Linked DNA regions of Mus musculus: all the other regions are linked to region 3. A link is a loop called in an ENCODE intact Hi-C map of the cell type or tissue named here. Cell type or tissue: heart. All regions are shown on one strand.

The links. A loop is a pair of places that touch in the nucleus more often than their neighbours do. Peaks named below come from ENCODE experiments on the same cell type or tissue, not always from the same donor. Only the 100,000 strongest peaks of a DNase experiment are listed, where the experiment ranks them.
Region 1: it touches region 3 in a loop (6-fold over the local background); 2 of 42 quality-filtered maps call a loop at or near these places.
Region 2: it touches region 3 in a loop (6-fold over the local background); 7 of 42 quality-filtered maps call a loop at or near these places.

Annotation. Positions count from the first base shown.
Region 1 is chr9:114,400,021-114,402,520 of GRCm38, forward strand. It overlaps Glb1 (galactosidase, beta 1), which reads left to right and starts at 1,058. Exons shown (of 16, transcript NM_009752.2): 1 at 1,058-1,249. The coding sequence starts at 1,172. Tmppe (transmembrane protein with metallophosphoesterase domain) reads left to right here and starts at 1,075. Exons shown (of 2, transcript NM_001200002.1): 1 at 1,075-1,249. In heart, CTCF peaks have their summits at 1,266 and 1,795; DNase peaks (open chromatin) are centred at 1,051 and 1,391; H3K4me3 peaks cover 1,885 bases; H3K27ac peaks cover 1,611 bases.
Region 2 is chr9:113,741,230-113,743,729 of GRCm38, forward strand. Clasp2 (CLIP associating protein 2) reads left to right here and starts at 244. Exons shown (of 40, transcript NM_001114347.1): 1 at 244-646. The coding sequence starts at 452. In heart, a CTCF peak has its summit at 1,460; DNase peaks (open chromatin) are centred at 122 and 582; H3K4me3 peaks cover 1,837 bases; H3K27ac peaks cover 1,386 bases.
Region 3 is chr9:113,929,371-113,931,870 of GRCm38, forward strand. Ubp1 (upstream binding protein 1) reads left to right here and starts at 1,942. Exons shown (of 16, transcript NM_001372510.1): 1 at 1,942-2,396. The coding sequence starts at 2,284. Gm39439 (a long non-coding RNA gene) reads right to left here and starts at 1,556. Exons shown (of 4, transcript XR_003948257.1): 1 at 1,357-1,556. In heart, no CTCF peak of the experiment used is centred here; DNase peaks (open chromatin) are centred at 1,541 and 2,261; H3K4me3 peaks cover 2,087 bases; H3K27ac peaks cover 1,809 bases.

The DNA of each region.
Region 1 (2,500 bases), 470 kb after region 3:
GAGGCAGAGGCAGGCGGATTTCTGAGTTTGAGGCCAGCCTGGTCTACAAAGTGAGTTCCAGGACAGCCAGAGCTACACAGAGAAACCCTGTCTCAAAAATCCAGAAAAAAAAAAGATACACAGTGAGAAGCTGCCTCAGAAAAACAAACAGAAAGAAAGAAGGAGAGAGAGAGAGAGAGAAGGAAAGAAAGAAAGAAAGAAAGAAAGAAAGAAAGAAAGAAAGAAAGAAAGAAAGAAAGAAAGGAAGAAAGAAAGAAAGAAAGAAAAAGGGGATTTAGGGGTGTGGCCCAATAGTAGAGTACTTGCCTAGAATTAATGAGGACCTGAGACTCACCGATAGCATTGCAAAAAGTAAGTGAAATAAATAAATAAATAAATAAATGAGATAATGCCTAAAATAAATGAATATTGTTATTGACTACAACTCATTAAAGCTGGGAAAATCTCATGTATATTTAAGTCAACGTCAACTAAAGCAGAGGTGATGACCCATGGCTATACTTCCAGCATTCAGGAGGCAGTAGGCGGAAGATCAGAAGTTGCCAGAGGGAAGGGCTACTGTTCTCATTAAAAATCAGGGCACTTCAAAATAACTTGGCCATAGCTGAGTCACACTTAGAATTCCTCTGTAACCTACTACAGTGCTTCTTCACCTTTGCTTTCACTGAACCTCGGAGCTGGGTCCGGGTCTAGGACTTCAGGGTTTCTGGGCTGGGGCCCAGAGTCTGCATTTCCATGTTTAAGTCTCGTTGGCCTGTGGACCACACCTTGTGAATGTTAGACCACGTGCTAGGGAGAGTTTTAGGGGCTAGGCTTCTAAGGCCAGAGCACTGAGGACTGACTGGCTGGTTTCCTCTTCCCTGCTCAGTTCTTTTCTGGCAGCCGGGACAGGCTGAAGGCCCCTGTGAATGGCCAGCCCCTGAACTTCATCATTGCTCATTCAGGGGTGCCGCCATTCCGGAAGGAAACACAGTTGTGGGAGATGCATAGACCACAGCTGCTTCTGAGTCACGTGGCCTACAGAGGCTGGACCTCCACTCGCAGCACAGAGCCTCGGGGCGGGGCGGAGCTGGGGGCGGGTCCTGGCATAGGGTCCTCAACAACCCCCGGAGGTGCAGCGGCTGGCCAGAGCGCCCACTGCCTAACGGAGAGACCCCATCGTGGCGCGATCATGCTCCGGGTCCCCCTGTGTACGCCGCTCCCGCTCCTGGCACTGCTGCAACTGCTGGGCGCTGCGCACGGCATCTATGTAAGTCTCCGGTGCCACCGCGCGGGGACGCTCCGCCGCTGGGAAGCGGGCAGAGGCCGAGGAAAGCCGCGGCTCTGCAAAGTCGGGATCCGGGTTACCCTCGATCACCCGCTCAGAGCAGGCAGGCCGCCGAGGCGCAGGCAGTGGTCGGGCCTCCCGTAGGAGGCGGGCCGGACGGGCGGGGCGCGCGTCCTTCCTGGTTGCTGGCGCGCGTGGGTTCCGCTGCGGCGGTCCCGTGTGCACGGACCTGCTTCCCGGTTTGTGCAGCGCGGTCGGGGGCTAGCTGAGGTGCGCCTGAGTCTTTCCAGCTTCGGTTTCTGGGGAGAGGGGTCCAGGCTGCGCGGGGCTGCTAGAGGGCTCCGCGGGCAGTGGCGTGGGGCGCGATCCTTGCGGAGTTCGGGCTTCATGGAACGCTCCGGAAGGAGAAAAAATGGGGTCAGGAGTGGCTCCTGCAGTGGGGTCACAGGAATATTCGCTTTCAGAGACTTCTCCCTTTTCAAACATACTGTTCATGTTTCTCGCTAGCCACCTGCTGGCTGCTTTTAGTTTGAGGTGTGCATCGCCTTGTTTGTTGGAAGCCTTTTTCTTCTTTTAGGGTTTGGCGGTGCGGGAGGAGGGTGGGAAGAGGCCAAGTGCTACAGGCGAGGTCTGGGTGGCAGGGCAGTGGCTGAGGCGCGTGGGACACGCACCTGGGGAGGTCTGCACCGAACCTGCGAAGGGGACAGGGCGTGGTGGAACGGGGCTCCTACTCATTTGCACTTTGAGCGAGTCACCTTGGGGCCCTCCAGATGGACTGAGTCGGGTAAGTTCAAGTACTTGGTAGTAGACTTTGAACCTTGTAGACTTGTAAAAATTACACTCTTGGAAATGGCACACGTTTATCTAAAACCAGAGTTGAAACTTGTTTAAGTTTCTGGAAAACAGTTGCTGAAAATGCTTTCGATTAAGGAGAACGAAAATTTAGTGCCGGCTGCTCCGTCAGAGCTTGAGGTCTTGAGAACCAGTGGGCAGAGGCTCCAACAGGTAGGGGAAAGGAACCCATATATCTGGAGTGTCAGGATGGGCAGGAAGAGATAAGGATTTATGGAGGTGTCACCAGTCTGATGTAAGTCACCAGGCAAGAAATTGAGGTGCCCTGTGAGAGCCGAACCCTGAGACGCTGCTTTGTGATCTCCGCGGGAATTCTTAATTATGTAGCTATCCCTCTTGAGCAGTTAGATTAGAGCCAAGAAATTCCAGCCAACTGGCTTT
Region 2 (2,500 bases), 190 kb before region 3:
AAGTACCAAAAAGTTTTGAGTCTTGATGATGGCGGCGGAGCGAATCGCCGGAGATGCCGGAATTCCCACACTGGCCTTCCAGGGTCGCCCACGCGAGGCGACCCACACGGCCCCGACAGCCCAAGGCTCGGGCCATCAGTAGCGCCACAGGCCGCAGCCCACAGGGGCTCGGGCGCGCCGGGAGGCCGGGCTGGAGGCCGGGCGCGTCGCTCTGACGTCACGCGCGCGCTGACGTCGCCGGCAGCCGCAGCCTCTGAAGCGGGGCTGGGACCGGGGGGCGCCGAGTTTGATTAGTTTAGGGGGGCCGTCCCCCGCCGGCCGCCGCACCCCAGGCAGCGGCGTCTCTGCGTGTCGGCGCGTCCCGGAGGCTTCACCGCCGCGCCTCGGCGGTGCTGCGAGGAAAGTTGGCGTGTAAGGGGCGACGGGCGTGTGAGGGGTGGCGGGCGCGGCCATGGAGCCCCGCGGCGCCGAGTACTTCTGCGCCCAAGTGCTGCAGAAGGACGTGAGCGGCCGGCTGCAGGCGGGCGAGGAGCTGCTGCTCTGCCTCGGCACGCCCGGAGCCATCCCGGACCTGGAGGACGATCCGAGCCGCCTGGCTAAGACCGTGGACGCGCTCACCCGCTGGGTGGGCTCGAGCAACTACCGGGTGAGCGGCGGTGCGAACGGGCGCGCGGCCGGGGCGGGCGGGCGCGCTGCCGCCGGGGTCCGGGGACGCGCTGGCATCGCCCCCCAGGGCTTGGGGTACGGCCCCAGGCGGCGGTTCGGTGACACGTTGCTGTGTTGCTTGGCGCTTTACAAAGTGGTAACTTGCGGCCCAAGGCTTTAAGACTTTGTAACGTTTGTCTACGCCCGATGGCAACGCCTGCGCTGAGATGGGGCGTTTGAGTACGGCGTGAAGTTGGACCGTCAAGTTCATCTCTTGCTGTTATACTTAATCTCCAGTTTCTTTTCTCTCTACCCTCTCTTCATCCCTCTCCGCCTCTCTTCCTTTTTTTTTCTTTTTTGCTTCTCTCTTCCTCCCTCTCTTTCCTCTGTCGTTCCCTCCCCGTCTCCCTCCTCTCTTTTCCTCTCCCCTCTCCCTTTCTCCCTCTTTTCTTTCGTAGTCTTTACGTGAAGGTTGAGATCACCCAAAAGCACCGTTAGCGCGTATTCAGGTCCTTCGCACGGAAGGACTGCTCATCTCATGGCATTTATTCACATTTCCCTTAATTGACAGCAGAAAGCCGTTGACCACTCATCAGTTCTCTTGTTTTCCCGCAGTTGGGACGAACTTAGATTTGAAACACTATGGTTTAGTTGATGCTGCAAACGAAGCGGGAATGGGGAGGAGTGCGGTAAGGTACGAGGAGGAATGGGTGTCCGGTCAGCATCAGGGAGTTGTTATGTAGCCACCGATGGAGAAAAGTGAATATTCTGTAATTAGTTGGAGTTGTTAGTGGTTACTTTTCTTTTTAGTCTTCTGGTGGCAGTATTGCTTTAAAATGCAGGCGGGAGCTCCCGTGGATGGAACGATTCTTAGTGATGTATCCAGCAAATAGGCTGTACTTTGAAAGCTTCTATCTATAGAGACAAGAAAAGCAGTTTTAATGATGAGATCTTTATGGAATTGTTGGAAGGTTAGACTTAGCAAGATTTAAAATAAAGTTTTCCTAGCACATATTATCAAATGTACATAATGGGTTTCACTGGCATCTTCATGCATGCATCTGTGTAATGTACGTTGTTCACTTTCACCGCTATTTCCCACTCTTGCTATTTCCATATAGTTCCTCTCTACCTTTGTATCTTTTTTTTTTTTGATTAAATGAATCAGTAAGCTTAAGGTTATTTAAAGGAGTATGGGTGAAGGGTTCAATAAAGGAACATGGGCATCTTATTAGTGACTGCATCACTGAAGAAAATATTTCCCCTATAATGTTTAAGGCCAGATTGGACTATATGATGAGGCCCTGTCTCAAAAAAAGGGGGGGGGGTAGGGGGCTTGGGGAAAGCTAATATTTACTAAAATACAGGGAGTATTAATTTCTTTTGAAGAAATTACCTAGCTCCCCTTACTGTGTAAGCAAGGCACATGTGTGCTCAGCATGGCTGTTTTGTGCTGTGTTGCAGCACTGGCTATTGTGGGAAGTCAGCCCGTTAGTAATGTTGGCTCACTGTCTCTAGAGGAAGCTGCTGGGCTTCGTTCTCCACACTGACAGTGGATTGCCTTGGAGCCTTTGCAGCCCTCAGATGTTTGTCCACAAGTGGCAGTAGTGATACCACAGTTGTCAACTCTGTTGTCACATCTCTGAGCATCCAGCTAACTGGCTAGAGTCCTTCCAGGAAGTATCTGATGTTCACACATTCTTTCCATGTTCCTTACAAGATACTTAGCCTGAGACAACTTAAGCAGTTGGAAGTGCCACAGGCCTTACAGCTTTGTCAAACACTTTCTGGTAGCGCTGCTCATTAGTCTTTATTTCTGGTACATGAATGAGTCACCTGTCTTCCTTAGGTCAGT
Region 3 (2,500 bases):
ACCACATCGGACTATGCACTAACCCATTTGGCTGCCTTCCTTCCCAAGGCATGGATCGTCCCAGCATAGGAAAGATCTCCCTCCCTCCCTCTCTCCCTCTCTCCCTCCTTCCCTCCCTTTTGACCCATTTTCATTCTTCTACCATACACTCAATAAAATTAAATTAAATTAAATTAAATAAAGAGTTGCCATGGTCATGTCTCTCTGTGGCAATAGAAACCCACTGAGACAACATGCATGCACCATTTCAACCTGTTTCCAAAGAGGAATGTTTGACAGAGAAAAGTCATTTTCTTTGGGTATGGTCTTGAATAAATCTAGTTCCAATAATTTCTGTCACCAGGTCTTTCAGTAGAGCTGTGAGCTGAATTAACCTGAAAGTCCTTGCTGTTTTAAGGCAGGGTCTTGGCTGGCCTAGAGCTCAACTGTGAATACCAGGCTTCTATAAACTCACAGAGATTTCTTCCCTGCCCAGTCCTCCAGTGCACTGGGACAAAGAGCACACCCCATCACCCTGGCCCTGACCTTAGATGTTGGCAAATGTTAGCTTTCAGAGGCTGTGCTTCTACATATGTGTGAGTACTCTAGTGCATAAACTGATTAAAGAGACAAATGATAGCACAATTACACTTGTCCCAAGAATCAGAGAATTACTCCCCCTTCCCCCGTTATTTCCAACAGTTAATAATAAACCTGTCAAATGAACGTTGCTGGACCCACATCCGAATCCTTTGGAAACAATATTATGTGAAAAAAGCAATAATCGAGGGCCGGCTTGGAGGGAGCAGTTCTTCTCAAAGCTTGTTAGGGATACCCAGACACAGACTTCCATGAAGCAGTAAAAGGGAGCACTTGGGCATAGATAGGAAGTCTCTATGCTTAGTGTATTCTTTGTCTTTTGCTGCGGGTATCTGTGTGTGTGTGTGTGGTTTTTGTTTGTTTGTTTGTTTGTTTGTTTGTTTTGTCTTCGTGCTACCTGAACCATAACCTCCCGGGTTTGTTTGTTGTCTTTTGTTTTAGAAAAACACTAGTTTTCTTCACGTTAACTCTCACAGCAATTTGCATGGTTTGTGTTAGCGCACATGATTAAGGAATAACGAGGGTGTCACACACTCTTGTGCTATGTGCGTCACCAGATCTTCTGGGCTCTGCAAATTTGCTTTGTTTTGTTTTGAGACAAGCCCTTGTATATAACCTTGATTCAGCCGGAGCTCGCCAAGTAGACCAAGCTGACCTCGAACTCAGACCAGCATGCTTCTGCCTCCGGATTAAAGTTGAGTTGAGAGGGGCGGGGACCTTTTAGGGAGGGCTGACTGGCTTATTCTCCTGCCAATCAAGATCTTCTGCACAACAGACCTAGCTTACATCAGACGAGATGTACCCGCTTTTCTCTGGAGCGGGGGCAAAAGCCGACGAAAGGGTATTTCCCAGAACCGACGGAAGTAGGACCTGGAACCACTTCCTCCAGTGCGGGCCAATGAGCTCTTACTTATGGCAGTCAATTTAGTCCCGGAGGGGAAGAGCGTTTTGATTGGTGGCTCAGCCGGGAACGCAGAGGCTCACGGGAATCCATTCCGGCCGCTTCGCCGTGACTGCCCAGAAGACCTGTCAGTCAGCCGAGCGTAACCGGTCACACCTCTTCCGCCGCCAGGCCGCGACACCGCGGGGGCCGGGCAGCGCCGCTCGGCCCAGGCGCTAGTGCCGCCGCGAGGCGCGGGGCCGCGAGGGGCGGGCCTGGGAGGGGAGCGGCCGCAGGGGCGGGGCCGGAGGAGGAGGCGGAAGCGGCGAGCGAGCCCAAGCCGGAGCCGCATCGAAGCTGCGTCCGGGCCGGCGGAGCGGCGGCGGCGGGGTTGGCCGGGGCGAAGGGGCGCTGGAGCCTGGGCGGGCGGGCAGAGGGCTGGGGGGGGGGGGGCGCGGCCCGGGAGCGGGTGACGGGCGTGCCGGGGGGATGCGCGCTGGGGCTGTGGGGCGGGGCGGGCGGCGGCCGCGGGAGCGGCGCCGGGGGCGGGCGGCGGCATGAGGCGCGGGGCCGGCGGCCGCGGGAGGGCGGCGCGGCTCGCGGCCCGGTCGCTCCCGCCGCAGCTGCTGGCCCGCACGCTGTGCCCTGACAGCTGGGCCTCGGCCGCTCTCGTCTCAGCCGCGTCCCGCGCCGCCGCAGGTGACCACTCGCCGCGCCGCCGGAGGCTTCACCCGCGTCCTCCCTCAGGACGCGCCCGCGGAGCTCGGGCGCCTTCGCCCCGGACCCGGAGGCCGCGCTGCGCGGGGCGGCGGCGAGGCCGGAAGATGGCCTGGGTGCTCAGTATGGACGAGGTGATCGAGTCCGGGCTGGTGCACGACTTCGACTCCAGCCTGTCCGGCATCGGGCAGGAGCTGGGCGCCGGCGCCTACAGCATGAGGTAAGGGGCGCGCGGCTGCCTCCGCCGGGCGGGGCCTGGGCCGCGGGGTCGGGGTCCTGCCGCGTGGCGCCGTGGCCTGGGAGGCCGACGGGGGCGGCTAGCGG